Linked DNA regions of Homo sapiens: region 1 is linked to region 2. A link is an interaction called in ENCODE POLR2A ChIA-PET data of the cell type or tissue named here. Cell type or tissue: MCF 10A. All regions are shown on one strand. Each heading gives the region's core, and the rest is flanking DNA. Links, peaks and the distances in the headings are about the cores only.

The links. Peaks named below come from ENCODE experiments on the same cell type or tissue, not always from the same donor. Only the 100,000 strongest peaks of a DNase experiment are listed, where the experiment ranks them.
Region 1: POLR2A ChIA-PET joins it to region 2 with 8 read pairs; 3 of 35 experiments call an interaction of 5 or more read pairs at or near these places.

The regions. Positions count from the first base shown.
Region 1 is chr3:65,176,745-65,192,653 of GRCh38, reverse strand. LINC02040 (long intergenic non-protein coding RNA 2040) reads right to left here. Exons shown (of 4, transcript NR_183716.1): 2 at 3,288-3,385; 3 at 1,091-1,250. LOC105377127 (a long non-coding RNA gene) reads left to right here and starts at 13,675. Exons shown (of 4, transcript XR_001740736.1): 1 at 13,675-13,923. In MCF 10A, for the core only: no CTCF peak of the experiment used is centred there; no DNase peak of the experiment used is centred there.
Region 2 is chr3:65,119,367-65,135,275 of GRCh38, reverse strand. No RefSeq gene overlaps it. Among named protein-coding and RNA genes, the nearest start is that of LINC02040, 48 kb to the left of the region's middle. RefSeq lists an enhancer at 12,858-13,027. In MCF 10A, for the core only: no CTCF peak of the experiment used is centred there; a DNase peak (open chromatin) is centred at 8,515.

The DNA.
Region 1 (15,909 bases), core at 4,636-7,135, 60 kb before region 2:
CCTTTCACTAAAATGTTTGGATGGTTATACTCAGGTTTGGGTGGTCATTAGCTTTTCATAACATCTTTTCATAAGGCTGGTTAAAAAAATGTCTGAGTTGTGTTGGGCCAGATATATGGGAGTAGATGGATTTAGTATCATTGAAAATGGTTGCCCTCTTTTATGACTAAGAAATATATGCAGGCAGTGAAAAGAAATTCTTGATGGCAGGACATAAAAATATGGTTGATAAAATGCCAAGATACCTTTTCTTCTTCTGGGTAGCAACAACACTAAAGGTAAATACTGCTGTTGCTATAGTTTTATGAAGAAAATGGTTTTCTTCATTCTGTTTCATTGGGACTACCCTGTTCACCCTCCTTTATATCCTGTCTGAGGGTTGTTTCATCTTCTGTGTAGTTGTTGCCCAATAATTTTATCTTTTCTTTCCTCCCATTGTATTTTTCTTGGTTCATAGCCCATCAGTTGTGAATCTCAGATAAAATGTAGTAAAAATTCATATTTATGGCTAGGGAAAATCAGAATCAGGTGGTTTGCAGTTAAAGAGAAACAGGTTCATAATGGCAAAAATCTAGCAAAATCACTTGCGAACCTAGAATATATCAAGGCCTCTTTCTAGAAAAAATAAGAAAGATAAGTAAAAATGACCAGGTGCTTTCATTTGAACATTTCTGCATGGTCAATGCATAGATCAGAAAAAAAAAATTGAGGTGGAAGGGAAGCAGTGGCCAAAGGCCTGTGAGTTTACCAAAAAGAAACTTTTTTTTTTTCCAGTTTGTAAGCTCTTGCTTTTCCCAGGAAGATAAAAGGCAGAATTTCAAAGCCACATTTTTTTTTTTTTTTTCTCCCAGGAAATGTTTTTGTGTTCGTATTATTGTTACAAAGTTAAACTTTTTTCTCTTTCTTGAACAAATGAATGGCTGGATTATGCCACATGTTGAAGTTGTTAACCTCTTTTAGTAATTTAAACTTTATGAATCAGAATAAGTGAATGAGGGCATTCTAGTCCTTGGCTTCCAGGTTATGGGACAGCCCCTCTCACTGAACTTGGACTTGTATGGATACTCTCCTTCCTGTGAACAGAACTTGCCTTCTGAAATCAGACGTCTTGGGGGAGAGAATGTGGTGGTCATCTGTTGGCTACCAAGCCTTTCTTCCTGTGAGAGTTGCTTTTAAAATAGGTAGGATTTGGGGGAGTAACTTGCGGGAACAGAAAGCTGCAAAAAAGCCAGCAAAGCTTGGCCAACAACCTAGGGTTTAAAAGAAATGTGAAAATTTCATTGCATGCTCTACAACTCCTTTTTACTAACCCCTAGCATAATTCATGCATTCTTCTGCCTGCTTGGCCCCTATGGGGATTTTGTAATTCCTGGTTTAGAGGATAGACAAATGGCAGCCCAGACTATTCACTCATTCATTCATCCATCAATCCATCCATCCATCCATCTATCCCTTAACAAAAGTTTACTTAGTGCCTTCTCTATGCTAGGCACTGTGTTACATGTTGAAGATGAAACTGCAAGCATTATCAAGTCTCTGTTGTCCAGGAATTTAGAGTCTGGTCCAAAAGATAAGCATTACTCTTAGCAATTCTACTGAGTGGGTGCATAATAAGAAACAATTAGAAACATATTTAAGCCCTGTAAAGGAATGAAACTGGCTCTAGACTGGGAGAAGGAATGTGATAAAAAGATTCTTCCCAGCAGAATAACTGAGCTAGGATCTTAAGAAGAAGCAGGGGTTAATGGGAGAGAGAAGGGTGTGAGAGGACACTGTAGACTACGGAGGCAGTGAGCACAAGGCCATATGACACCAACAGCTTGGTATGGCCCACAGGACAGTCAGAGGGCCAGAGCAGCTGAGCACATGGGGAACTGGCTGCATTTGAGGCAGATGAGCTACATGCACAGTGGGCATCTCTGCGAGGGCCTCACAGACTGATTAGGGCTTTTGCTCATTATCCTAAGAGCCATGGGAAGTCATTGAAGGAACATCAACAGAAGGCAGTGCGGTGACATGGTAGATGTTTCACAAGGGACACTCTGGCTGTTAAGTGGAGAATGGAGGAGAATATAGCAAGAAGGAAGCAGTGAGACAGGAGTAGGCTAGGCTGTCTCTAGGAGAGAATGGTGGCTTTGTCTAGTATGGTGACAGGGAGCTAGGACAGTGGTTGGCAATCAATTGATGGAAAATAACAATAGACAGCCCTAGGTGATAGTTAGGTGTAAGGTGAGGGAAAGACAAGGGCAGGCATCAAGAATGAAAGATTCCGAGATTTTTGCCTATGGAATAGGAGGGATGGTAGTACATGTTGGTGCAGTAGGTTATTATGGAGGGTGAACAGCCCTGCTGTATCTTAGTCACTAGTGTCTGGCAGCCTCCCTCTGTTTGTCTGTGTTTCATTTCCAAGTCAGTCTTCTCTGAGCTGCAATTTGAGACATGATGTAATGCAGAGATTTTGAAAGGTGACCAGTAGCAAAAGGAAGAACAACCTTTTACCAAGCACTTATGTGCCAGGCAGTGAGTTAAGCATTGGGATTCCAGGAGTGAGGAAAATGAGATCACGTTCCTGCCCTCTAGGAGTGTCCAGTCTAACAAGGTAGACAAATAGTAAATAATTATGATAACTTTGTTAGTGATTTTTGTTTCTGTGATACGTACCATGAGAGTATGGCTAAGTGAGCTGATCTGCTCTGGTGGGAGGGGGCAGGGTCAAGGTAGGTGGAGAATTGCAGCTTAAGTGAAGACCTGAATGATTAGTTGGCAATGAGAAGAAAAACAAAACCTTCCAGAAAGAGGAAATAAACATTTTTTAAGGTCTAAACGAATAAAAAATATGAAATGTTTAAAGAACTGGCAGAGATGTCCTTCTATCTGATGAAAGTGGGGGATACAGGAGACAGTGACTTCTGTCAGGAGTGGAGTATAGACAGGTTCTGGCAGATTGGTGCTCCTGGCTTTCACTTACTTGGCATCTGAGAGCTGTTTTTTGCCTCTTCTCCTCATTCCTTAGAACTCAAAGGACACACGAGGAACTGAATTGGGAGAGGCTTGGCACTAACAAAGCAGAAATTGTCAAGGGAAGGGGGAAGAGGAACTATCTACCAGTGAGAGCAAGGAGGGTGGTCTCTGGGAAGAGCTTTTGACTCCCTATTTCTGACTCAAGCCCTGATTCATCCCTTTTATTTTTTGCAATTAGCTTCTTGGTCTGGGATAATTTTATTTGATTACCCTTTAGTTCCCATTAGTTTCTGAGCTTATTTTGACCAGGGTTATAGAAAATGTACCATATGGTAACCAGCTTCTTCAAGTCACCCACAGAAGTGTTTTCTCTTGACTACTTCCCTGGCTGCCTTCTCCAGATGACGTGGCTGTCATTCTTGTCCTGGGTGAGAAAGGAGATTAAGATGGTTTATGAGAAATAAGAAGTCACAGTGAAATAGTCTCAAGGCACCATGTACCTTGCCAGTTTTCTGTTCTAACATGTATTATTTGGTATAAGGATACCCTATAATTCTTAATTTTTTATTTAAAAATTTTTCTCCAGTCTCTTTTCTCAGCTTTAACCTCTTTGACCCACCCAACAGAGCACTCTTTTATTGTGTTTTAAGTTCCTTCTGTGGACTACAAGAAAAATAGGCCTTATGAAGAGCTCTGCCTCATAGAATAACTTACTTGAAAGGAAGAAAAGTGTCAGGGAGCATTTTAACCTTTCTCATTTTCTAGATACACTCAGCTGAACATTAATTTGAGGTACCTCTTTAGGAAGGAGATCATGCATGTCTTATCTCAACGGCTTTTCTGATAATTCGAGCCGTGTGCCTGTTCCGAGATTGGGAGTTTCTTCTTGGGCGGTTCTGGGGACAGCATGATTGGTTATATGTTGGAAATGAAATAATCTCCCACTTGTACAGTTTTGCTATCACAGATTTTCAAGCAATTGCTCCTCTGTATGAATACAGAAAAACATAAATAGCTTTTAGGTTTGTTTTGCAACAGATTAGGCACCCTCGATCTTTTTCCTTGGTGTATGCACATGCACGTGCCTTTATGTGTGTGAGTGCGTGTGTGTGAGTGCGTGTGTGTGTGTGTGTGAGGGGGGCAGCAGAGAAAACACATTGCCATGGGAAGAGTGCACAGGACAGGGAATTCGAAATTCCAAATTAGAATCTTGGCTCTGTTTGTCTTCCAGCTATCCATGTAACCCTGAGCAAATCATCCCAATGCCCGAGATTCAATTTCTTCATGTGTAAAATGGAAATAACAATAATAATAATAATTCCCACCTACTTCATCAAAACACTGTATTGAAAATATGAACAAATGCTTTATACATATGAGAAGACAATTATTAGAATTACTGCTTCTCTCTCTCTGGGTAGTCATTCATTCATTGGTCCCTTCATTACCGAAGGTGGGGAGTGGCATGATCTGACTTGCTGGTAGAGCACGGCATGGAGGAGAGCTCAAGTGGAGGTAGGGGTGCAGGACTGTGGTGGCTGCAGTTATCCAGGAAAGAAAGAGCACAGCGGTGACAGAGAGGTTGGAAAAAAGTGGAGAATTGAAGATAAGATAGAGTGGACTGATTAGAATTTTTATGGGGGAGACAAAACTTGAGTTTAAATCATTCAAGAATAAGGTGAGTTCTTGGGGACAAATATGTAGAAAAGTGTGCTCTGGGAAGGAATAGGTCAGCGAGGATTGGGTGGAAACTACTCCTTGTTTTGTTTTTAATGTCCAAAGTCATACATTTAGAAACGCAAAGGAAGAAAGTTGTTTTCCATGTAAAAGATCACAAGCCATCAAACTGATGATTTTTCGTTGTAAGTAACACATGGCATGAATAATTTCTTTATTAACTTCCAATCACTTTGAACTAATTTCTCACAGTATGGCAATGACAACCTCATAACCCCAAAGAAACTTAAACCTTATAGCATAGTTGAAAATGACTTTTATGTTTTATTGAACAAAAGGATCACTTAAGGGAGAAACACAATGTCCATGGAATACAATAAAACACAGGCTCACATTGGCTGGTACACGCTCATTGTTAATAGAATCAGAATAAACACATCAATACCAAACTATGCAATAAAACCTGCATTATTAATCTACAGAATGGTAATAGAGCTATTACCTGATTTACTTATTCTTTTTTTAAAAAAATATTGCTGAGTGGCAAATGTACAGCATGTGGATATGAGTCAGGTGTTTTGAAATACCACAGCAGCAGACAGTACGTTTTGGAGACTGTGATTGAATTGAATGAACTACAATAAGTAGGTCTACTTTCATTACATTCTCTACTTCTAGATCTGCTAGTAGATATTTTTTATGAGAGGAGTTAGTACACCATTATTATTCCATTGAAATAAATGAAGGACACATGTATATATCACTTTTCATTAGCAAATTATTGTATATTATCTAGCTATATTTGGGAGAAAATATTTTTTAAATTTCCTAATTATTCTTGCATTTGGTAGGCATTTGTTTTACCATATGGGAGACATTGTTCCAGGCATGGAAATTCACGGAGGACAGGCAGATATTATTTCTGACCTTCTGAATGGGAAGACTGACACATACCCCAAAATGAAACATGCCAATTAGTAAAATAACTGCAAGTTGTAACATTATGCAGGGCCTAGTATATGTGAGAGGGCTTTGGGCTTTAGTCTGAGTATGATGGGTAGGTTATGTAAAGTTCTGGGCAAGGGAATGTTGAGATCAGGTATAGTTTAAAGACTATAATTTTGCTACCTGGTAAAGAATAGATTGGGCAGAATAGAATAGCCAGTAAGTGAAATACAAGAGGCTCAACATCATTAGTCATTAGAGAATGCACATCGAAACTATAATGAGATACCACAGTGAGATATCACTTCACATCCACTAGGAAGACTGTAATCAAAATGACAGGTGTAGTAAGTGTTGGCAAGGGTGTGGAGGAATTGCTAGTGAGAATGTAAAATAGTGCAGTCACTTTGGAAAACAGGCAATTCATCAAAACGGTAAACACAGAGTTAACCATATGACCTACCAATTCTACTCCTATGTATATATCCAGGACAATTAAAAATATGTGTCCACAGAAACACTTGCACATGAATGCTAATAGCAGCATTATTCAAAGCAGCTAAAAAGTAGAAGTAAACTAAATGTTTATCAGCTGATAAATGGATAAATAAAATGTGGTATATCTACACAATGGAATATTATTCAGTCATAAAAAGGAATGAAGTTCTGATATATATCACAACTTGGATGAACCTTAAAAACGTTATACTAACTAAAATAAGCCAATCAGAAAAGACCACATAATACAGGACTCCTTTTATATGAAATGTCCAGAATATGCAAATTCATAGAAACAAAAGGTTGATTAGAGTTTGTCAGGGGTTTGGGGGTGGGGATGAGGGATGACTGACAATGGGTACAGGTTTTTTCGGGGGAGCAATGATAATGCTCTGGAATTAGTGTTGATGTTTGCAAAACTCTACAAATATACTAAAATGAATCATATATTTAAGTGGATGAATTGGATGGTATGTGAATTGTATCTCATTACAGATGTTGAGAAGAAGAGAAAGATAAATGAAAGGGGAGACCAATGAGAACATGTGTTACGTGACTGCCCTCTCTTCTTGCTTTAGGTCAGAACTGGCCAGGCCATGGAACTGCTCTAGGGGAATGAATGTGCCAAATATATAAGTACTAGCAGTCAGGATTCCCTCCATGTCTCCTTCTGTACCTCATGTACCAGCCCCACAAAATGACTTGCCATTTCTCTGAGCGAGCCATGCACTTTCTTTCTACTTACCTTTGCTGAGGTGTGACTATGCTTTCTTTTCTTTTTCTCTCTACTAGGAAAAAAAATCACCAGTTCTACAAGCTTAGTTCATATTCCCCCTTGAAACTCTCCTTGGTTGCCTGGCCCTATAATACGTCATTCCAATTTTCTGTAAGCCCTTGACATGTGGCTTGTGCCTCTGCAAGATCTCAGCCATATAGCATTTCAAAGACTCGCTTTGAATTCTCTCTTTCTCTATCTCCTTCTCTCCCTTCCTCCCTTTTATCTTTCTTGCTTTCCTTTCTCTCTTTCTCTCCAACTCCTGTCTCTGTCTCCATCCACGCATTTTTTCACAACCAAAAGGAGTTTCTTTGCCACTTTAAAGTCCCTACACTTCTCTCCTGTTATCCAGTATCCATAGTTCTGTTCACCATTGGTTTCCTAAGTAAGGCTATATGTATAACAGACATTCATTCTTCTTACAGAGGTCCACCTTATTCTCATTACAACACTTCCCTTCCTTCTTACAGAACTTGAGTTCTGTTGGAGATTTTCAGCAGGATATAATAAGTAAATTTTTCATAATTCATTCAACAAAAGTTTTCAGTAAGTATTTATGGAGCACTTACGACGTGCCGGGCACTAGTTCCTAGGAATACAGCTGGGAAGAAAACAGTCCAAGGATTTCGGTAATATATAAGATCAGAGCATGGCAAGTGCACTGCAAAGACTTATATTGAGTGATGTTAGAAAGGATGAGTGAGAGGCAGCTTAAGTTTGTGTGGGCAAGCAAGGATGGTGAGGAGGTAGCATTCGAATGTGATCTGAATGACAAGGAGGAGCACAGAAGCCTTTCTGGTAGCGGGAACAGCTCAGGAATAGCCTAGTGTCAGAAGGCACTTGGAATGTTCAATGAACTGCATAATGTTTAGCATAACTGTAATTTGGTACGCAAAGGAGAGAGAGAAGCATAGACACAGTTGAAGAGTTAGGCAGGGGCTAGATCTTATGTTTGAATGTTGGGGTAAGGCATTGAGATTGCTTTTAACCGCAAGGGGACACCATAAGAAATTGACACATGCACCAGTCTTTAAATGGGTTGGAGTTTAGAGATTTCATGTGTTTATTTTTATTTTTTGCCTATAAAGAAAGTAACACACTAGTCCAGAATGTGAAAAAAAAAAAGTAGAGAAATGGGCAAGAGGAGAAATGAAGCTGTTTACTCTACCTGAGCATCCAAAATGAAATACACAAAATATTGATCTCCAAGTGAACAAAAGATAACCCCTAGGGATGCTATTGCCAGAGGTGGCGCAATAAGTATTGTGGATTTCATATATTTGCATAATTCAATTCCAGCTCAAAGACAACAGGAAAGAATTCTTTTTTTTTAATCAGGGAGAGTTTTAAAAGCCTTTCTATTGCTACACAGAAGACAATGTACATCTTTTAAAAAAATTTTTTTTATGTGGAATCTCACTCTGCCAGCAGGCTGGAGTGCAATGGTGTGATCTTTGCTCACTACAACCTCTGCCTCCTGGATTCAAGCGATTCTCCTGCCTCAGCCTCCCAAGTAGCTGGGACTACAGGCATGCACCATCATGCCCAGGTAATTTTTGTATTTTTAGTAGAGACAAGGTTTCATCATGTTGGCCAGGATGGTCTCAATCTCCTGACCTCGTGATCTACCTGCCTCGGCCTCCCAAAGAGCTGGGATTATATGCAGGAGCCACCGCGCCCGACCGAGAATGTACATCTTATGGGGGAACTGATGAGAGATCCTATTGCTTAGAGAGAGAAAGAACCATAGCATCACATATTTCCAACCAGAATTTGAAAGAGCATTTTAGGGGAAGCAATGTATCCCAACAGAAACCCATTAAATAGATCAGAAGCTTCAGTAATGTTTATTCCTTTTGGGTATCACAAATTCCACTCCCAGGAATTTATCTTAAAGAAAAGATCACAGACTTGCACAAACATGAGGGGATGTTCAACCATTTTTTTTTTAAATAGTAAAATTTGGAAACCTAAATAGCCAGTAATAGAGGAATAGTTAAAGAAATACTCCTACGCAATGTAGTATTCTGCATAAGGCACAATAATGTTTCGAAGAATATATAATGACAAAGATTTTTCCCATGAAGTATGATTAAGTAAAAAATATGACATCCCCCCTTACCCCATAATTGGTGGTTAGATGGGAAAAAATTAGGTTATAAAATATCATATACACTTTGGTATTAATTGTACAATTGTATATTTTAGAAGAGAACTTTTTCAAAATGTTTAAAGTGGCCATTTCGAGATATTCCATAGCAGAAGTTTTGAAACTTTCTCCCCTCCACTGTTTTCTGAAATTTCTAAAGTGAATATAAGTAAAAAATTAATAATTTATAATGATTAAAAATTAGTAAAACTAGCTAAACATTTGCCTGCTGTGTGCCAGGCACTAAGTGGTTTACCTTATCATCAATAAATTTATTTATGATAAATGATTACAACCATATTCTGACACAGGTACTATTATCAATCCCATTTACTTTTGATAAGATTGAAGCAAAAATAGATACTAACAATGGGCCTGGCGCGGTGGCTCACGCCTGTAATCCCAGCACTTTGGGAGGTCGAGGCGGGCGGATCACGAACTCAGGAGATAGAGATCATCCTGGGCAACATGGTGAAACCCCATCTCTACTGAAAATACAAAAATTAGCTGGGCATGGTGGTGCTTTCCTGTAATCCCAGCTACTCAGGAGGCTGAGGCAGGAGAATTGCTTGAACCAGGGAGTTGGAGGTTGCAGTGAGCCAAGGTTGCACCACTGCACTCCAGCCTGGTGACAGAGTGAGGCTCCATCTCAAAAAAAAAAAAAAAATTGTTAATAATGTACCTAAGTTGCTCACCTATCAAATATTGGCACTGGGTTTAGCACTGCAGGCAGTCTGACATCACAGTCCACCCCGTCAATGGTGGCATTATACTTCTATTAATAGCAAATGCTTAAGCAGAAAGTAAAGTCTCTCTGTGACCAGACAGTGTGAAACTGTTTTGCTCAAAGTCATTGTTAAGAGATGATCACCAATTCCTCAGTGAGGAATGGCTAGAGACTACGCGTCATTTATTACAAATTTTATACAATGTAGATTTCCTTATAGAATTAAGATTCCATTGTTTTCCACGAGCCTCTCAGGTTTTATGATTAAATAACATATCAGGGTATTCTCATATGTAGGTCCTTGGACAAGTGAACCATACCAGACTTTATGAGTCAAGATTCTGATGTCTCCACAGTGGGAAAAATCAGACAAGCTGACTTTACACAATTCTCACTTACCTGGGCTTCATTCTGTCTGGGTTTGCAGTGTACTCTACCACCTTCACTTAACGGTGGCCTTATTGTGCCTGTTGGCTTGGGTTAGATCTTGTTATGTACACTTTTTATAGAGCTAGACACTATCTTTGAAACAAGAGCATGCAATACGAGGCATGAAAAGAAGACTTTGTAGCTGGGGTGAGACTGGAATGAAATTTAGAAAGAGGCTGTAGTGAGAATTGTCCATAACTGTGACAACAGCATGGATCACGTGATATATATTATTGAGTGCCTGGTACTTGCCAGGCATTGCACCAAGTGCACATAATATATGTTATCTGCATTTACTCCTCACAATAGTCTGTGAGATGGGTATTATTCTCCCCACCTTATGCATGAGGAAGCTGATGTATACAGAGGTAAATTGTCCACGGTCATGCAGCCAGTACTAGTGTTTCTGATCACAAAGCTATTTTTGCTTCCACAATGGCAAATGGCATCTTTCACAGCCACTAGCATGTCTCTGTTCCTTCCTCAAAAATAAATCCTTAAATTATTGTTTCAATTATCATTTTACTTATACTACGTGATAAAGAAATTAAATTTTTTTCTTTTTGTGAGCTTTCAGACTCCTTTGGAGAGAAAGAATCTTTTCCCTCTTATTATAAAAACTCTTCGTTGAAATGTCTGTGTTCCTTCAGCTGCCCCTGGGGATTCATGTTCCTGAGTTGGACTGGCAGAGAATGTGATGTTTCTCCACGAGGGACTCTGGGAGTAGTCTGATCATTGTGAAATGATTTCAGTAGTCACTGAAACAGAGTGGCTGGAAGACTTTGGAATCTGACAAATTCACACCCTTTTTTATTTACCTGCCACTGTGGCTTACTCTGGGTATTCCCAGGCAACATGGCTGATGTCCCGGTTACTCTGGTAACTGTAAGGAACTGAGAGGCTTTCTTGCTTTGTGTCTTTCTAGCCTGTCCTTCAGGCAGCATCGGCGGCTACCACTACAGGAAGAGCTAGTCTTTGTCAGAGAACTGGGCTCTTTTTTGGCCTTGTAAGAAATCACAGCCATGTTACTGGGACAGCCCCTCTGTCTTTGCCTGCGTCTTGCCAGAAATTCCTAACTGATTGTCAGCAGTTATGCTGTGTTCCTTCCAACTGGACATTCCCATTTAAATGTATTGTCACTGCAGCCAGGGTCATTTGCAGCTTGTTTTTAGCATGGTACCTTTCCCCCATGGGTCTTCTATACCCCTTGTCCACTCTCATGTTGGTCCTGAGAAAGTTACCCTTTTTCACTCTGATGTTTAACACACACTCTCAGGGATTACGGTGTTTACAATGTCACTTTCAGCACTGCATTTTTCTTTTAGTTTATTCCTCAATGAATGATAATGCATTTTTAAAAAAATCACTCTTTTTCTTACACAAATAATAATAATGTTAATTTTAGAAAATCAAATAGAAAAAAATTAAAATTGCCTACAATTAAAGTGGCCAGAGATTACTAGCGTCAACATGCTGGTGTCTTCTCTTCCTATTGGCATGCGTTCTGTATTTTATGGGTAGAGGTACACATACAGCTATGTAGTTATGAACACTTATTTTCAAAATTTGGGAAGAAACACAGCACATTTAAAAATTTTGGCCTGGCATGGTGGCTCATACCTGCAATCCCAGCACTTTGCGAGGGCTAGGTGGGAGGATCGCTTGAGGCCAGGAGCTTGAGACCAGCTTGGGCAACATAGGAAGACTCTGTGTCTACAAAATATTTAAAAGTTAGCTGGATGTGGTGATGTGAACCTGTGGTCCCAGCTAGTCAGGAGGCTGAAGAGGGAGGATTGCTTAAGCCTGGGAGGTTCAGGCTACAGTGAGACATGATTGTACCACTGTACTCCAGTCTGGGTGACAGAGCAAGACCCTGTCTCTCAAAAAAACAAAAAACAAAACAAAACAAAACAAAACAAAAACAAACAAACAAAAAAAACCCCGAATCCCCCAAACTGGCTGTGGTTTTAGCTGATCTTCCAAGGAAGATGAATACATTTCTGTTTGAGGTAATTGTTGTTTTGTTTGGGCCAACACTTATGTTTCCCTTGATAAAAAGCTATAATGTGTATATATTATAGTATACAAATATTAGTGTAGAATTTGAGAAATTCTTACATATGTATATACACCTATATAACCACAACCAAGATCAAGATATAGAATATATTCAGACCCTATCCCTAGAAGGTTCCCTCATGACCCTTCCCAGTCAGTAACCCCTTTTCCCTAAGAGGAAACCACTGTTATAACTTCTATCACCATAGATTAGTTTTGTTAGCTCTTGAACTTCAGGTACATGGAATCACACATTCTTTTGTGTCTGATGCTTTTGCTTAATATTGTGTCTGTGAAAGTCACCCTTGTTGTTGAGCTTAATGGTAGCCCTTTTTTTTTTATTACTGCATAGTATTCCTTGTCTCAGTATACTACAGTTTATTTTGTTGATGGAGATTTGAATTGTTTCCTGTTTTAGGCTCTTACCTACAAGAATGACGTTCTAAGGCTGAGGCCTTTGCTGTGATTGCATCGTCTCCCAACTTCTTCCTCTGGCCTTCCCTTTCCCCACCACTGTCAATCTTGAAGAACTCCCTAATAATCTTTTCTCATGCTAATAATCTCCATCTCACAGTCTACTTCTTGACCTGACCTGCAACAACAGCCCTGATGGATTTATTTTATCAAATTGGCTATGGTGTTTTACTTTGCTCTAAGACTTAGAAATTCTGAACCTTATGAGTCAAGTTTTCGTAAGGCCCTGAACACAAAAGAGATAAAAACTGGCATGCTAGGTGCACTGTCAGAGTGAATGTCATAATCAAAGGTGATTTTCTAAACATGAATGAACATTTTGTAGGTTTCTAGGCAAAAATTTCATGTAAAATGAGAAAAGTGGTGTATTAGGAGGTATAATCTGGCTTTGTATGTACGAAATGAATTGGAGAAGAAACCTGTTAGACAAGTACAATTGTTCCAACATAAGGAAACAATAAGGAAGAAGGGATGCGAGAGCCTTGGTGGAGAGAGGAGGAACAGGTTGAGGGCACTGTGGCTGTGTGTGGAATTGTCAGTGTGGAAAGTGGAGAAGTTAATGATAACACCAATGCTCTGAATCCAGATGGCCAATGTAGCATTTCTCATTCCATTCATTTGAGCTTTGGGGAAGAAGAAAAGAGTGTAAAGGAGCAAACTTTTGAAAAATATAGATGTCAGGAGGAAATACTGGTGTGTGGTTAAGGAGATGCAGAGTTCAGTTTTAGAGCTGGTGGAATGATAAGAAAAGGATGCATCAAAGAATAGGAGAGGTGAGCCTTTTGTGTAAGGAAGGAATTAAAACAAAAGAGATAAAGATTGGGGCAGCAGGGTTATATCTTGTATTAGTTATCTATTGCTGTACAACCAATTACCCTAAAATGTAGCAACTTAAAATGACTACATATTTACGATTTCACAGATTCTGTGGATCAGGAAACCAGGTGCCACGTATAGCTGGGTCCTCTAGCTTTGGGTCTCTCACAGGGCTATAGTCATCTCAAGGCTTGCCTGGGGAGGATTCGCTTCTAAGAACACTCATGTGTTTGTTGGCAGGCTTCCAATCCTTGTGGGTTGTTGGAGTGAGTTTCAGCTCCTCATAAGCTGTAAACCACCCTTGGTTTCTTGCCACGTGGGCATCTCCATCGGGCAACTCACAACATGGCAGCAAGCAAGCAAGAGGGTAAGAGAGACTGCCAGCAACAGAGACAGAAAGCCAGCGAGATGCAGGTAAGACTGCAACCACATCATGGAAATGACATCTCATCACCTGTGCTATGTTCCGTTTGTTAAAACTGAGTCAGTAGGTTCTGTGCACAAAGGAAGGGGATTCCACAGGTGCCTGCGTACCAGGAGGCAGAGGTCGCTAGGAGCCCTGTCAGAGCTGCCGACCACATCTACATAAAGTAATATTCGAGGACATGGTGCTACTTCACTACGGAAAAGCTCTCTAAGCATTTTTTGCCTCCTACAGCCTTGCTGTTAGAAACTTCCATAAAGTATTAGAAATGTTTTCCTTCGATAGAAGACCATATGTCAGTGGAGATGTTTTTGTCATTTACTAATGCACTCAGTAACTTGATTAGAAAAGTGAACTGTGCAATACTGTATAATTTCAAATGCTTTTCTAGCAAAAATGTATTACCTTTAATTAGACTGATTTAAAGCTGTTAAGATTCTTGTCAGAAATAATTTTTAAGTGGATGTGTCAAGATAACAGCAGTTGTCAAGTGAAGCAAATGGTAATTTGTGCATGTGCTGTCTGGCTTATGAGCAACTGGGTCTTTAAATACTAGCTGAGTGTTTGTGCTTACAATCCCTTTTATAGCAGCCACTCTGGCAGTTAAGGATTCAAACTGTTGAAATGCTATTGTTTGTGGTAAATATTTGTCCTATGACTACGGAATTAAATTTGCTTCCTGCCCTGTAATACAGACAAAAGCACCACTAAGAAGGGAATGCATTTAAGCAATTCAATTTACCAATTGGTCCAGCACAGAACATAAGCAAAGCATTCTGGGTGATTACAGTGGAATAATGATAATCATAAAGACCATTCTTTGATGAAAGCAAACCAGGTGACTTGAAGCATTTGAAAAAACTTGAATTCTATCTTGCAATCTTTTTAGGTTATTCATTTCTTTAGCAAGCTTTTGTTATTGGGCAGTGGAAAGGCGGGCTTTTTCTTGACTTTGTGGCGGGGTTTCTTAGTAGTGTCACTATTGACTTTGGGGACATATAATTCTTTGTTGGAGGCAGGGGTTCTGTCCTGTGCACTGTAAGTTGTTTAGCACCATTTCTGGCTTCAACCCTCTGGATGCCAGTAGCTCTGTTCTTCCCCACCCCAACCCCAGTTTTGATAAATAAATATATTTCCAGACAATGCCAGACATACTCAAAGGTAGGGGGAAGAAGGGAAAATCACCATGCTATGGGAATCAACATAGCTTTTTGATATGGTTTGGCTTTGTGCCCCCACTGAAATCTTATCCTGAATTTGTAATCTCCAGGTGTTGAGGAAGAGACTTGGTGGGAAGTTATTGGATTATGGGGGCTGTTGCTTTCATGCTGTTCTCGTGATAGTGGGTAGATTCTCACGAGATCTGATGGTTTTATAAATGGTAGTTTTTCCTGAGAAGCTCTCACAGGCTCTTCTCTCTCCTGCCACCATGTGAAGAAGGTCCTTGCTTCCCCTTCCATCATGATTGTGTTTCTTGGGGCTTCCTCAGCCATGTGGGACTGTGAGTCAGTTAAACTTCTTTTCTTTATAAATTACTCAGTCTCGGGCAGTTCTTTATAGCAGTGTGAGAACGGACTAATACACTTTTGGCTTAGGAAATTCGAAATTAACAGGATTTAATATGTTAAATTTATAAATATTTTGTCTTTTCTGTTAGTCCTCCAAAGCATCCACATGCTATATAAGATTATATATTCTCTTATTGATTCAGTTAATAGGCATTTGTTAAGTGCTTACTACCTGCAAAAGACGTTACCCAGGTATTAGGGAGATAAGGAGAAAAACAGATATAGATTTTTGTTTTGTCTTGAAGAAGCTTGAGATGTGTGGCAGTGGGGCAGGGACTTAGGTCATTCATACACATAACAGTAATGCAAGTAGAAAGCACCAAGTTTGACCAAAGAGCTAAAATTTTCTGAAATGTAGATTTCAGAAATAATCTAATGTAATTATTTATAATGTAAATTATTTCCTTC
Region 2 (15,909 bases), core at 6,955-9,454:
TGTGTTACCACGCCCTAATATTTTGTTGTTTTTATTTTTTGTAGAGACAAAGTCTCGCTGTGTTACCCAGGCTGATCTCAAACTTCTGGCCTCAAGCCATCCTCCTGCCTCAGCCTCCCAAAGCACTGTGATTACAGGTGTAAGCCATTATACCTGGCTACCCCCTCTATTTGGATATAAGTTAGGTTACAATAACAGAGACCCCAAAATATAGTGGCTTAAATAAGATGGAAGTTTTGTTTCTCCCTCATAGAACAGTCCAAGGATGAATAGTCCAGAGTAGTTGTGCCATCCTAAATGTGTGGCTTCCATCTCTGGGCACAAGAAAATGGCTAGAGTTACTGTCATATCCCAGCCACTGGGAAGGGAGGAAAGGATAATGGGGGGAGTGCAAGCAGCTTCCTTCACAAGATCATGATCTAGAAGTTGCAGGTATCATCTCTGCTCACATCCTATTGGCCAGATTTGGTCACATATTTATACCTGATTAAAAGGGAGGTTGGAAACACTAGACCTCAGCAAGGCAGCCGTGTTCTTCACTAATACTTGAGTTGGTGGTGGAGATTCTATTAAAGAGAAAAATGGGAAACAGTTATTGCAGGGTGATTAGCAATTTATACTCCTCATTACACTGTAAACTCCCTGAGGGTCAATACTTTTAATTATTTGGCACAAAGCAGGTACTCATGAAATGCCTGTTTAATTCAATTAAATGTAATTGTACAGAATTTTCCTGAATGTATATTTATGGTCATGTGTCTCTCTTATAAACTCCATGAAAACAAGGAATGCTTGTTTGAATCAACTCACCAAGATGTCATATAGCAGTTTTACACAAGGTAGACATTCGTTCATAGACAACAGGTACTTATGAAGCACCTACTGTGTGCCATATACTTTGCTAGGCTCTGGGGATTTAGCAGAGAATGGCAGTTACATAATCCTTCCCCTCCATAATCTTCATCTAGTGAGGATGGCTGACATCCTGCAAAAATAATTCTAAATAACTAAGTAAATAATCTTAAGAGTACAGAGTCTCACAAAGGAAAAGTCCAGGATGCTATGGGGTTATACGATATGGAACTCAACTCGGTCTACAGAGTTAGGAAACCCTCCCTGAGGAAGTACGTGTTGAGGTTAAGTCAGTCAAGAGGTAATTATTGAGCATCTTCTATACCCTGGGTACTTTTCTAGGAATTCAGGATAGAAAAGGAAAAAGGAAAGAGTAGAAAATGCCTAGAAGAGAGTAGGGAAGGACATCTCAGACAGAGGAAATGCCATGTGCGTTGCCCTGGTGAGAACTGGGAGAGAGCCAGGAATATTCCAGGAATTGAAGGAAGTCAACATAGCTAGAGCCAAGAGAGGGAAGGAGGAGTGGAAGAATGGAACAGGGCTGGAGAGGGGGGCAAGATTCACATCACGCAGGGCTTTGTAGTTTGCATTAAAGATTTGGATCTTAATTCTACAAACATTAGGAGTGGTTAGAGAATATAAGCCAAAGAATGGCATTCATTCACTCATTTTCATTTAACAGATATTTTGGGGACCTTTATGTCAAAGATTGATCAGGTAGTGGGTATAGAGCAGCAAATACAACATAAGTTTCTGAGATTAACTGCTTTCTGGTATCAGTTTTCCCCTACTTCTGCAATAATAAAACCCCTGCTTTTTGTCTGGGCCTGTGCAGAAATATAAGCCACATTTCCCAGCCTCCCTTGCAGAAGGCATGACCATGTGACTAGGTTAAGCTAATAAGATGTAAGCAGAATAATATTTAAAGGACAGAGGGCCTTGCCTCTTTTTACCTAGTCTTCCTTCCTCCTGGTTGGAAAAGAGATGCCATGACTGGGCCTGGAGATAAAAGCCTTGTAGGAAAGAGAATAAAAAAGAGAGAGAGAGCCTGAGCCCTTTAGAGATCTTGGAGCCACCTTACCAGCCCTGGACTGCTTACCTCTGGATGAAAGAAAGAAAGAAGTTTTAATCTTAAGTCACTGTTAGTTTAGATTTTCCATGACCAGCAGAGGAAGCTCATCTTAACTGGTATAACAGGTCAGGTTCCAGTTCTCAAAAAATTTATGTTCTATTTGGGAGAAACAGGTAATAAACAATGGAAGGGAAAGATCACTTGGAGATCAGCATTCAGAAGAATATAATGCTGGATGGTTCCTTCAGATTTATGGTCAAGGAGATGTCTTTGAAGAAGTGACAATTCAGCTGCTGCATGTGTGAAAGATTGCTGGCAGAGGTATAGCAAATGGGTTATAAGAGGGGGCATTCTCCTCCTATTAGACAGGGAAAAGGGATAGAAGGTAACAGTCTGATTTATGTTGGTTTTCTTTCTTTTTTTTCTTTTTTTTTTTTTTTGAGATGGAGTGTTGCTCTGTCACCGAGGCTGGAGTGCAGTGGTGCGATCTTGGCTCACTGCAACCTCCACCTCCCGGGTTCAAGCAATTCTCCTGCCTCAGCCTCCTAAGCAGCTGGGACTACAGGCGCCTGTCACCATGCCCAGATAATTTTTGTATTTTTAGTAGAGACAGGGTTTCATCATGTTGGCCAGGCTGGTCTCGAGCTCCTGACCTTGAGTGATCCACTCGCCTCAGCCTCCCAAACTGCTGGAATTACAAGTGTGAGCCACTATGCCTGGACTTACATTGGTTTTCTAAGATCAGTCCCTACATACTCTCATTCAACTGCCCAAAACCTGTACCATAAAAATACCAGAGGAGAAATCTCAAATAGAAGTCCAAGGGGACATCAACTTATTCAGCTTGCACCACCACACTCACAACAGTTACCAAAGTGTTCTTCTACCTCCAGCCAAAGGGACAGACTGCCCAGAACCTGAACCAGTGACCAGAGGTGAACACATTTGTGTTTCATTTGATGACAGACTTTGTGGTTGATCCCACCAACCTCCATCTGCAAATCACACATTTTAGACCAGCACAGTGGCATCACCCCATGTTAAAGCTGATTAACCCTTTGGAAAGTATCTAGTAGATATTTAGAAAGGAAAAGTATCCTCCTTTCTGCAGAGCATCTTCTATACCCTGGGTACTTTTCTAGGAATTCAGGATAGAAAAGGAAAAAGGAAAGAGTAGAAAATGCCTAGAAGAGAGTAGGGAAGGACATCTCAGACAGAGGAAATGCCATGTGCATTGCCCTGGTGAGAACCGGGAGAGAGCCAGGAATATTCCAGGAATTGAAGGAAGTCAACATAGCTAGAGCCAACAGAGGGAAGGAGGAGTGGAAGAATGGAACAGGGTTGGAGAGGGGGGCTGGGTCCTCCTCCTGCAGAGAAGCGGAACTTCACCCACCAGTGAGGACACTGTTTCCTTAGCACTCTGAAATTAGGACATTTGTTATTGGACTACAGGTCGTGTTCAGAGCAGTTGTTATATATGGTTTTTCTCTCCTGACTTTGCTCTGTCCTTTCCCCAGCATCACTTTGATTCAGTAGGGCTGACAGGCTGACAAAGATGCTCTTTTGAATGATTGGGGAAAAGATGTGGCATCAGCAATCTTGTCCTGTGGACAGAGCATAACCAGATACTTTACTGATCTCTTCTCCAAGCAAGCAGGAATTATAAGAAAGGCTTCTATAACCAGGGTTTGGAGGGGGCATTTGGATACCTTTTATGGCTATGGTACCTATTCATTACCTCTAACTTATATTGTTGGCATGAAAAAACCACCACACTTCTCCCTTATCAAGTTTGCTTCTTTCTTTGTTTTGAGACAGGATCTCACTCTGTCACCCAGGCTGGAGTATAGTGGTGCGATCTTGGCTCACTGCAACCTCTGCCTCCTGGGTTCAAGGGATCCTCCCACCTCAGTCTCCCAAGTAGCTGGGCCTGCAGGCATGTACCACCATGCCAGGCAATTTTTTTGTTGTTGTTGTTGAGACAGGGTTTCACCATGTTGCCCAGGCTGGTCTTGAACTCCTGGACTCAAGCAATATGCCTGCCTCAGCCTCCCAAAGTGCTGGGATTACAGGCATGAGCCACCGTGACCCACCAGGTTTGCTTCTTCCTATCAAGGTTAACATCGTTACCTAATATTTACCAGGGAGGTATGAAGAGGTTCTGAGATGATGATGGTAAGAACCCCGGAACTTGATGGAAGAGTGGTTCATGTCCTGAGTAAGGCATTTCATGATCTACAGGTGAGCGCACTGGCTAGGAATCTGAAGACTCTTGTTTTATTAAAAGTTGTAGGCCAGCCCACTCTCAGTACTCAGGAACTCTGTGAGGGTAGAATATCATAACGTTCACACTCACTGAGCTATTAGGAAGGCCAGAGCTATCAGTAATTCTGAACATGGAAGCTGATTAATCATTGCATTGACTCATTCACTAGGCTTCTGAACATCTGGAAGAAAACATAAAATAGTGATTAAGAGTGTGGATTGTGGAGGCAGGGAAGCATGGGTTCAAGGACCTGTTCCGCCACTTTTAGCTGTGAGACCTTGAGAAGGTAAGTCTCTTCACTTCTCTGAGGCTCAGTTTCTTCATATGTCAAGGAAGAATGAGGAAAATATTACCTTCCTCTGAGGGAAATGTGACAGTGATGTAAGTCATGCATGCAGAGCACTTAGCACAACACCTGGCACCTGGTAAACACTCAGTAAAAAATGGCTTTAAAATGTGTTATCAATAATGATTCACCAACTGAGTGAACATTTTAAATACACTGTATATTGATATTGTCTCTTGGCTTGATTCATTATTGGACTGGCTAGTAGTGTCACAGCCATTGATGAAACCTTGAGACCACACACTTTAAGATTTCTCATCTCTGTTTTTAAGTATGATTTTCTAAAAATCCAATTCTAAAGGGCCAAGCTTAGAAACTTGCCCAATCCCATGGCTTGGCAGCCTCAGAGAAGAGGCAATCGGACAGACAGTTCTGTACCAACAACAAAACTAGGAGAGAATGCAGCTTAGGAAAGAAGCAAAAAAAAAACAGCACTAACTGGAAGGTACGAAGTGTGAAAGAAGTGCTCGAAGGATCCTCAAAAGAAGGAAATTTAGAAAATGGAAATTTCTTGGTAGGTTGTAGAAACTTATGTGGTAGACAACATTGCATTCTCCCTTCGCACAGAGAGAAAGAGAGGTTGTGTGTGTGTGTGTGTGTGTGTGTGTGTGTGTGTGTGTGTGTGTGTCTGTGTGTGTGTGTGTCATTTTCCTTTTTCTTTTTTTTTTGAGACAGAGTCTGGCTCTGTTGCCCAGGCTGGAGTGCAGTGGCGTGAGCTTGGCTGACTGCAACCTCCACCTCCTGCGTTCAAGTGATTCTTCTGCCTCAGCCTCCTGAGTAGCTGGGACTACAAGCACCCACCACCACACCCGGCTAATGTTTGCATTTTTGGTAGAGACAGGGTGTCACCATATTGGCCAGGCTGGTCTCGAACTCCTGACCTCATGATCTGCCTGCCTCAGCCTCCCAAAGTGCTGGGATTATGGGTGTAAGCCACCATGCCTGCCCTTTTCTTTTCAATAAAATGCCATTTCCCCCCCCAGATATCTTCCTATCTCCATTCAGTGAAGAGGACCCTCTCTCCAGCCAAAGGGTTAGTTTGATGTGTTTCAGCCAACTGAGTAATTCCTCTTGCTAGTAAATTATTTTAAGGGTGGGCATAAGGCCTAGCTGTGGCCGATGAAAATAGTGTGACTGGCTGGGGGACTTCTTACAATTTTTCCAGAAGAAAATTCTACTTCACTCTTAAACTCAGGAATAGATTGTCTCTTTCTTGCCACAACTTGTTTCATCCCCGTAGGAATCCTGGAGCTGTTTGGGCAGCCATCTTGTGACCATGAGGAGAGTTATCCTGGAGTAAAACTCCTACATTGAAGATGGTGGAGTCTAAAAACTAGAGACAATAATTTTTCTAACGCAGGCAACACTTTGAGACAGTGACTAATTCTCTTGAAATATGCTTTGTGTGAACTTGGGTCTTGAACTAGAGACAGTAATTTTTCTAACGCAGGCAACACTTTGAGACAGTGACTAATTCTCTTGAAATATGCTTTGTGTGAACTTGGGTCTTGACATTACCCATGTGTGTCCTTGTCCTGTTCTCCCAATATCGAAAGTATAGAACTTGGTTTACGATATTATTTTTAGCCATTGCCTACTTGAGGGCCAATCACGGAAATGATCTATTGTCTTCAGGGGGCAAATTATCCAAGGGGCAAAGGGGTATCTTCTGGTAAATCAGCGGTGGAATAACAAGAGCAAGGTATTCTTAGCCCAATACATGAATCCTTCTCTTTGAACTGCCACTTGTTAACCATGGGAATTTAGACAAATTTCCTTTCTCTCAGCCTCAGTGTCATCATCTTTAAAATGATGTTAATAACACTGACTTTTTTATTTCCCTTGCTGTAAAGGATCAAGTAGGATCGTGTGTATAGAATGTACAATGACAATTCTACAATGGTATAGGAATGCAAAACATCAATGATACCGATAGCAATTATGATATCTCATCACAGGTCTACAGCTAAGGGGGAAGCATACTGTTGACGTTTTGAACTGCTTTCACTGTTTTCGTTTTATCTCTGTGATTCACCAGAAGAGAAATTCAAACTGACTTTTGTTCCAGGGTAACTTAAGAAGGACAACCCAGAGGGAATAAATGTATGCCTCTTTCTCTTAGAAGCATTAAGCAGTAAAAAAGAGAACTTACTCATCCCCTTTCACAACAGGTGAGGGCATTCCCCCACCTCGGGTTCCCATTTCACAGGCCAGATAAGGAGAAGTTTACTTTTCTCCCCGGTGAGAAACGGAATCCAGCGTGGAAGCTCAAGAATGATACTGATCATGTGTGGACACGAGCAAGCTGCTCTCCTGATTCAGATATCACAAGGTAAATGTCTTTTGGAGTTTCAGCACCCCATCTCAAGGGGAGTAGAGAAAACCTTATAACTTCTGCCTAAAAGACAAATCTCAGTATGTGTGTGGAGTGGGCAGTTTTTTTCCTTAAATTTTTGCCATTTTTCTCTAAAGGTACAGTCATGTGGCAGGCCATGGGACTGGCAGGTTTCTATGTTTATTTCATTAGAATTGGACTTTCAGAGAATTATACTTAGAAACAGAGGTGAGGCTAGGCACAGTGGCTTATGTCTGTAATCACAGTGCTTCGGGAGGCTGAGGTCGGAGGATCGCTTGAGGCCAGGAGTTTGAGACCAGCCTGGGCAACAAAGTGAGACTCTATTTCCATAAAAATTTAAAAAATTAGGTAAGTATGGTGGCACATGCCTGTAGTCCTGGCTACTTGGGAGGCTGAGATGGGAGAATTGCTTGAAGCCAGGAGTTTGAAGCTGCAGTGAGCCATATCACGCTGCTGAACTCCAGCCTGGGTGACAGAGCAAGATGCTAGTTCTAAAAAGTAAAAATAAAAGCAGAGATGTAAAAACTTAGGGTGTGTGGTCTCAAGGTCTCATCAATGGCTATGACACCACTAGTCAGACCAATAATGAATTCAGCCTGAAAAAAATATATATCAAAAAGAGGCTATCAAACCAACCATTTAGTGTTGTGGAAATTGTGGGTCTCAGTGAAATCACCTCTCTCTAGGAGTTGTATAGCAAATACATGGATGCAATTTTGGTTGCTCCAAGGATTGGAGAATATCTGTAGCTTTTGTTTTTCTGTTACAGATGAAATCATCTGACTGCTTTATTACGATTTCCAGTTTAGAGCCCAAACATGCAAATATTAAATGCATATTATAATAAGTGACTTTCTTTTTTCCTTCCTATATATTAGGAAGGAAAATGTTTGTTTATTTAAATTACATGTCAGTAGGTTATATTATCTGTGAATTTTATTTCAGAATGGTAATGAAGATGTGGCAAAATAAATGGCCGATAACCACAAGAGAAAACTTCCTTGTGGTTCAGCAGAATTCTTTGATTTTTATAACCAGTTGATTCAGGGTTGTGGGGATATAACCTCACCCCTGGCAGAAAGCATTTTGTCTGTGCCAACTTCTCCCAGCTCAAAAAGCGTTTGAAGAAAAGAAAATTCATTCACTAGCAAATAATTTAGTAATGAGTCAGTGGAGAGCTGGTACATTAGGAGAACAATTTAGAGGATGATTTTGTATGTTTCTGGATAATTAATCTGTTTCATGATTTATAGTACCGATTACAAATGTTTATTTGCCACATGTGACTCTCTCTTTCCTCCTAGGTTATTTTTGTATAGGTAGTTTATTTCTTAAGCTGTGTTTCTTTGTTACTAATTTTCAAAAGAGCTGAAATGTCCATGAGTAATTAATGGGGAACGTTGAGCTAGTTTAAATGGGCAAATTGTACTATGGTAGAAATTGCAACCCAGATCTCTTTTGTATGCTCACAAGATGCTGGCCCATTCTGTGCACAGGTTGATAGCTCATTTTTTTGTAGCACCTTAATCTTGAGGTAACCAGACTTTTTGATGATTGTTTTCATGAGCACAGAAAGTAAGCATGCCATTCCTGAGCTGAGATCATAAAGTGGGCCTGGCCATTTGCGTATGATGCAATAAGCCACCAAAGTCAGTGAGTGCAGATGTGTGTGAGAAAGTTTATTCATCATGCCTCTTAAAGGCCACAACTTGAGTTAAAATGTAAACATATTATTCCAAAAGCATAATTCATTATGACATTCTCACTTAGTCTTACTCTAAAACAAAGTACTTACAGAATTAGCCTGGAAACTGGAACATAACGAATAAGCCGTATCATGAGCCATATCACAGGTCAGTTGAGGTTGAAGGGACACTCCATGGTCTAGCCCCTCATGTAGAGGTAAGCTGAAAAAAATGGGAGCAAAATATTTGGTTAAGAGAGTCTAGCAAGTGATGGAGTGAAGTATGTGTTCAAGATGAAGCCTGTCAATAGAAAACACATGAAGGAACAGATTGGAGAAAGGTAACTTGTGTCCTTGTTCAAGTTCCTGTTCCTGTAGAAATAAGACCTGATGATTTTGGCACTCTTTCCTGTTAAGGAAAAAGATAGCCTTCTAAACACAGAGCTCTAGGAATCCACTACCAACTCAATCTGTTTTTTTTTCTTTTTTTTATTATTATTATACTTTAAGTTTTAGGGTACATGTGCACAACGTGTGCAGGTTTGTTACATATATATACATGTGCCATGTTGGTGTGCTGCACCTATTAACTCGTCATTTACATTACGTATATCTCCTAATGCTATCCCTCCCCTCTCCCCACACCCCACAACAGGCCCCGGAGTATGATGTTCCCCTTCCTGTGTCCATGTGTTCTCATTGTTCAATTCCCACCTGTGAGTGAGAACATTCTGTGTTTGGTTTTTTGTCCTTGCGATAGTTTGCTGAGAATGACGGTTTCCAGCTTCATCCATGTCCCTACAAAGGACACGAACTCATCATTTTTTATGGCTGCATAGTATTCCATGGTGTATATATGCCACATTTTCTTAATCCAGTCTATCATTGTTGGACATTTGGGTTGGTTCCAAGTCTTTGCTATTGTGAATAGTGCCGCAATAAACATACGTGTGCATGTGTCTTTATAGCAGCATGATTTATAATCCTTTGGGTATATACCCAGTAATGGGGTGGCTGGGTCAAATGGTGTTTCTAGTTCTAGATCCCTGAGGAATCACCACACTGACTTCCACAATGGTTGAACTAGTTTACAGTCCCACCGACAGTGTAAAAGTGTTCCTATTTCTCCACATCCTCTCCAGCATCTGTTGTTCCCTGACTTTTTAATGATTGCCATTCTAACTGCTGTGAGATGGTATCTCATTGTGGTTTTGATTTGCATTTCTCTGATGGCCAGTGATAATGAGCATTTTTTCATGTGTCTGTTGGCTGCATAAATGTCTTCTTTTGAGAAGTGTCTGTTCATATCCTTCACCCACTTTTTGATGGGGTTGTTTGTTTTTTTCTTGTAAATTTTTTTAAGTTCTTTGTAGATTCTGGATATTAGCCCTTTGTCAGATGAGTAGATGGCAAAAATTTTCTCCCATTCTGTAGGTTGCCTGTTCACTCTGATGGTAGTTTCTTTTGCTGTGCAGAAGCTCTTTAGTTTAATTAGATCCCATTTGTCTGTTTTGGCTTTTGTTGCCATTGCTTTTGGTGTTTTACTCATGAAGTCCTTGCCCATGCCTATGTCCTGAATGGTATTGCCTAGGTTTTCTTCTAGGGTTTTTATGGTTTTAGGTCTAATATTTAAGTCTTTAATCCATCTTGAATTAATTTTTGTATAAGGTGTAAGGAAGGGATCCAGTTTCAGCTTTCTACATATGGCTAGCCAGTTTTCCCAGCACCATTTATTAAATAGGGAATCCTTTCCCCATTGCTTGTTTTTCTCAGGTTTGTCAAAGATCAGATAGTTGTAGATATGTGGCATTATTTCTGAGGGCTCTGTTCTGTTCCATTGATCTATATCTCTGTTTTGGTACCCGTACCATGCTGTTTTGGTTACTGTAGCCTTGTAGTATAGTTTGAAGTCAGGTAGCGTGATGCCTCCAGCTTTGTTCTTTTGGCTTAGGATTGACTTGGCAATGCAGGCTCTTTTTTGGTTCCATATGAACTTTAAAGTAGTTTTCTCCAATTCTGTGAAGAAAGTCATTGGTAGCTTGATGGGGATGGCATTGAATCTTTAAATTACCTTGGGCAGTATGGCCATTTTCATGATATTGATTCTTCCTATCCATGAGCATGGAATGTTCTTCCATTTGTTTGTATCCTCTTTTATTTCGTTGAGCAGTGGTTTGTAGTTCTCCTTGAAGAGGTCCTTCACATCCCTTGTAAGTTGGATTCCTAGGTATTTTATTCGCTTTGAAGCAATTGTGAATGGGAGTTCACTCATGATTTGGCTCTCCGTTTATGTGTTATTGGTGTATAAGAATGCTTGTGATTTTTGCACATTGATTTTGTATCCTGAGACTTTGCTGAAGTTGCTGATCAGCTTAAGGAGATTTTGGGCTGAGACGATGGGGTTTTCTAGATATACAATCATGTCATCTGCAAACAGGGACAATTTGACTTCCTCTTTTCCTAATTGAATACCCTTTATTTCCTTCTCCTGCCTGATTGCCCTGGCCAGAACTTCCAACACTATGTTGAATAGGAGTGGTGAGAGAGGGCATCCCTGTCTTGTGCCAGTTTTCAAAGGGAATGCTTCCAGTTTTTGCCCATTCAGTATGATATTGGCTGTGGGTTTGTCATATATAGCTCTTATTATTTTGAGATACGTCCCATCAATACCTAATTTATTGAGAGTATTTAGCATGAAGTGTTGTTGAATTTTGTCAAAGGCATTTTCCGCATCTGTTGAGGAATCATGTGGTTTTTGTCATTGGTTCTCTTTATATGCTGAATTACGTTTATTGATTTCCATATGTTGAACCAGCCTTGCATCCCAGGGATGAAGCCCACTTGATCATGGTGGATACGCTGTTTGATGTGCTGCTGGATTCAGTTTGCCAGTATTTTATGGAGGATTTTTGCATTGATGTTCATCAGGGATATTGGTCTAAAATTCTTTTTTTGTTGTGTCTTTCCCCAGCTTTGGTATCAGGATGATGCTGGCCTCATAAAATGAGTTAGGGAGGATTCCCTCTTTTTCAATTGATTGGAATAGTTTCAGAAGGAATGGTACCAGCTCCTCCTTTTACCTCTGGTAGAATTCGGCTGTGAATCCATCTGGTCCTGAACTTTTTTTGGTTGGTAGGCTATTAATTATTGCCTCAATTTCAGAGCCTGTTATTGGTCTATTCAGAGACTCAACTTCTTCCTGGTTTAGTCTTGGGATGGTATATGTGTTGAGGAATTTATCCATTTCTTCTAGATTTCCAAGTTTATTTGCATAGAGTTGTCTATAGTATTCTCTGATGGTACTTTGTATTTCTGTGGGATCGGTGGTGATATCCCCTTTATTATTTTTTATTGCATCTATTTGTTTCTTCTCTCTTTTCTTCTTTATTAGTCTTGTTAGAAGTCTATCAATTTTGTTGATCTTTTCAAAAAACCAGTTCCTGGATTCATAGATTTTTTCAGCACCACACTGCAGTTATTCCAAAATTGACCACATAGTTGGAAGTAAAGCACTCCTCAGCAAATGTAAAAGAACAGAAATTATAATAAACTGTCTCTCAGATCACAGTGCAATCAAACTAGAACTCAGGATTAAGAAACTCACTCAAAACCGCTCAACTACATGGAAGGGTTTTTTTTTTTTGAAGGGTTTTTTGTGTCTCTATCTCCTTCATTTCTGCTCTGATCTTAGTTATTTCTTGCCTTCTGCTAGCTTTTGAATGTCATTCCCCTTGCTTCTCTAGTTCTTTTAATTTTGATGTTGGGGTGTCAATTTTAGATCTTTCCTGCTTTCTCTCATGGGCATTTAGTGCTATAAATTTCCCTCTACACACTGCTTTAAATGTGTCCCAGCGATTCTGGTTTGTTGTGTCTTTGTTCTAATTGCTTTCAAAGAACATCTGTATTTCTGCCTTCATTTCATTATGTACCCAGTAGTCATTCAGAAGCAGGTTGTTCAGTTTCCATGTAGTTGAGTGGTTTTGAGTGAGTTTCTTAATCCTGAGTTCTAGTTTGATTGCACTGTGATCTGAGAGACAGTTTGTTATAATTTCTGTTCTTTTACATTTGCTGAGGAGTGCTTTACTTCCAACTATGTGGTCAGTTTTGCAATAAGTGTGGTGTGGTTCTGAAAAGAATGTATATTCTGTTGATTTGGGGTAGAGAGTTCTGTAGATGTCTATTAGGTCCACTTGGTGCAGAGCTGAGTTCAATTCCTGGATATCCTTGTTAACTTTCTGTCTCCTTGATCTGTCTAATGTTGACAGTGGGGTATTAAAGTCTCCCATTATTATTGTGTGGGAGTCTAAGTCTCTTTGTAGGTCTCTAAGGACTTGCTTTATGAATCTGGGTGCTCCTGTATTGGGTGCATATGTATTTAGAATAGCTCTTCTTGTTGAATTGTTCCCTTTACCATTATGTAATGGCCTTCTTTGTCCTTTTGATCTTTGTTAGTTTAAAGTCTGTTTTATCAGAGACTAGGATTACAACCCCTGCCTTTTTTTATTTTCCATTTGCTTGGTAGATTTTCCTCCAACCCTTTATTTTGAGCCTATGCATGTCTCTGCATGTGAGATGGGTTTCCTGAATACAGCACACTGATGGGTTTTGAGTCTTTATCCAATTTGCCAGTCTGTGTCTTTTAATTGGAGCATTTAGCCCATTTACATTTAAGGTTAATATTGTTATGTGTGAATTTGATCCTGTCATTATGATGTTAGCTAGTTATTTTGCTCATTAGTTGATGCAGTCGCTTCCTAGCCCCATTGGTCTTTACAATTTGGCATGTTTTTGCAGTGGCTGGTACTGGTTGTTCCTTTCCATGTTTAGTGCTTCCTTCAGGAGCTCTTTTAGGGCAGGCCTGGTGGTGACAGAATCTATTAGCATTTGCTTGTCTATAAAGGATCTTATTTCTCCTTCACTTATGAAGCTTAGATTGGCTGGATATGAAATTCTGGGTTGAAAATTCTTTTCTTTAAGAATGTTGAATATTGGCCCCCACTCTCTTCTGGCTTGTAGAGTTTCTGCCGAGAGATCAGCTGTTAGTCTGATGGGCTTCCCTTTGTGGGTAACGCGGCCTTTCTCTTTGGCTGCCCTTAACATTTTTTCCTTCATTTCAACTTTCGTGAATCTGACAATTATGTGTTTTGGAGTTGTTCTTCTTGAGGAGTATCTTTGTGGCATTGTCTGTATTTCCTGAATTTGAAAGTTGGCCTGCCTTGCTAGTTTGGGGAAGTTCTCCTGGATAATATCCTGCAGAGTGTTTTCCAACTTGGTTCCATTCTCCCCATCACTTTCAGGTACACCAATCAGACGTAGATTTGGTCTTTTCACATAGTCCCATATTTCTTGGAGGCTTTGTTCATTTCTTTTTATTCTTTTTTCTCTAAACTTCTCTTCTCGCTTCATTTCATTCATTTGATCTTCCATCACTGATAACCTTTCTTCCAGTTGATCAAATTGGCTACTGAAGCTTGTGCATTTGTCACGTAGTTCTCGTGCCATCGTTTTCAGCTCCATCAGGTCCTTTAGGGACTTCTCTGCATTGATTATTCTAGTTAGCCATTCATCTAATCTTTTTTCAAGGTTTTTAACTTCTTTGCCATGGGTTCAAACTTCCTCCTTTAGCTCAGAGAAGTTTGATCATCTGAAGCCTTCTTCTCTCAACTCATCAAAGTCATTCTCTGTCCAGCTTTGTTCCATTGCTGGTGAGGAGCTGCGTTCCTTTGGAGGAGGAGAGGTGCTCTGATTTTTAGAATTTTCAGTTTTTCTGCTCTGTTTTTTCCCCATGTTTGTGGTTTTATCTACCTTTGGTCTTTGATGATGGTGATGTACAGATGGGGTTTTGGTGTGGATGTCCTTTCTGTTTGTTAGTTTTCCTTCTAACAGTCAGGACCCTCAGTTGCAGGTCTGTTGGAGTTTTCCGGAGGTCCACTCCAGACCCTGTTTTCCTGGGTATCAGCAGTGGAGGCTGCAGAACAGTGAATATTGGTGAACAGCAAATGTTGTTGCCTGATCATTCCTCTGGAAGTTTTGTCTCAGAGGAGTACCTTGCCGTGTGAGGTGTCAGTCTGCCCCTACTGGGGGATGCCTCACAGTTAGGCTACTCGGGGATCAGGGACCCACTTGAGGAGGCAGTCTGTCCGTTCTCAGATCTCCAGCTGCGTGCTGGGCAAAGCACTACTCTCTTCAAAGCTGTTGGACAGGGACATTTAAGTCTGCAGAGGTTTCTGCTGACCTTTGTTTGGCTATGCCCTGCCCCCAGAGGTGGAGTCTACAAAGGCAGGCAGGCCTCCTTGAGCTGCGGTGGGCTCCACCCAGTTCGAGCTTCCCGGCCGCTTTACCTGCTCAAGTCTCAGCAATGGCGGGCACCCCTCCCCCAGCTTCGCTGCTGCCTTGCAGTTTGATCTCAGACTGCTGTGCTAGCAATGAGTGAGGCTCCGTGGGCATAGGGCCCTTCGAGCCATGTGCGGGATATAATCTCCTGGTGTGCCGTTTGCTAAGACCGTTGGAAAAGCGCATTATTAGGGTGTGAGTGACCTGATTTTCCAGGTGCCATCTGTCACCCCTTTCCTTGTCTAGGAAAGGGAATTCCCTGACCCCCTGTGCTTCCCAGGGGAGGCAATGCCTCTCCCTGCTTCGGCTCATGCTTGATGTGCTGCACCCACTGTCCTGCACCCAGTGTCCGACAATCCCCAGTAAGATGAACCGGGTACCTCAGTTGGAAATGCAGAAATCATTCATCTTCTGCATGGCTCACGCTGGGAGCTGTAGACTGCAGCAGTTCCTATTCGGCTATTTTGGAACTGCTCCCAACTCAATCTGTTTTTATTTTTCTTCTTGAACTTTTAAATTCCAGGGTACATGTGCAGGATGTGCATGTTTGTTACATAGGTAAATGGGTGCCATGGTGGTTTGCTACACAAATGAACCCATGACTTAGGTATTAACCCCAGCATCCATTAGCTATTCTTCTTGATGCCCTCCATCCCCCCACACCACACTGACAGGCCCCAGTGTGTGTTGTTCCCCCTATGTGTCCATGTGTTCTCATTATTCAGCTCCCACTTATAAATAAGAACATTCAGTGTTTGGTTTTCTGTTCCTGCTCTAGTTTGCTAAGGATAACTGCTTCCAGTTCCATCCCTGTCTCTGCAAAGGACGTGATCTCATTCATTTTTATGGCTACATAGTATTCCATAGTGTATATGTACCACATTTTCTTTATCCAGTCTATCTCATTCTTGACACATGAAATGAAGCTTATCTTTCTGCACACACTGGGGTGTCTACTGTAAGTGATGTCAGCATATGAATGATCCCAGGAATATAATGG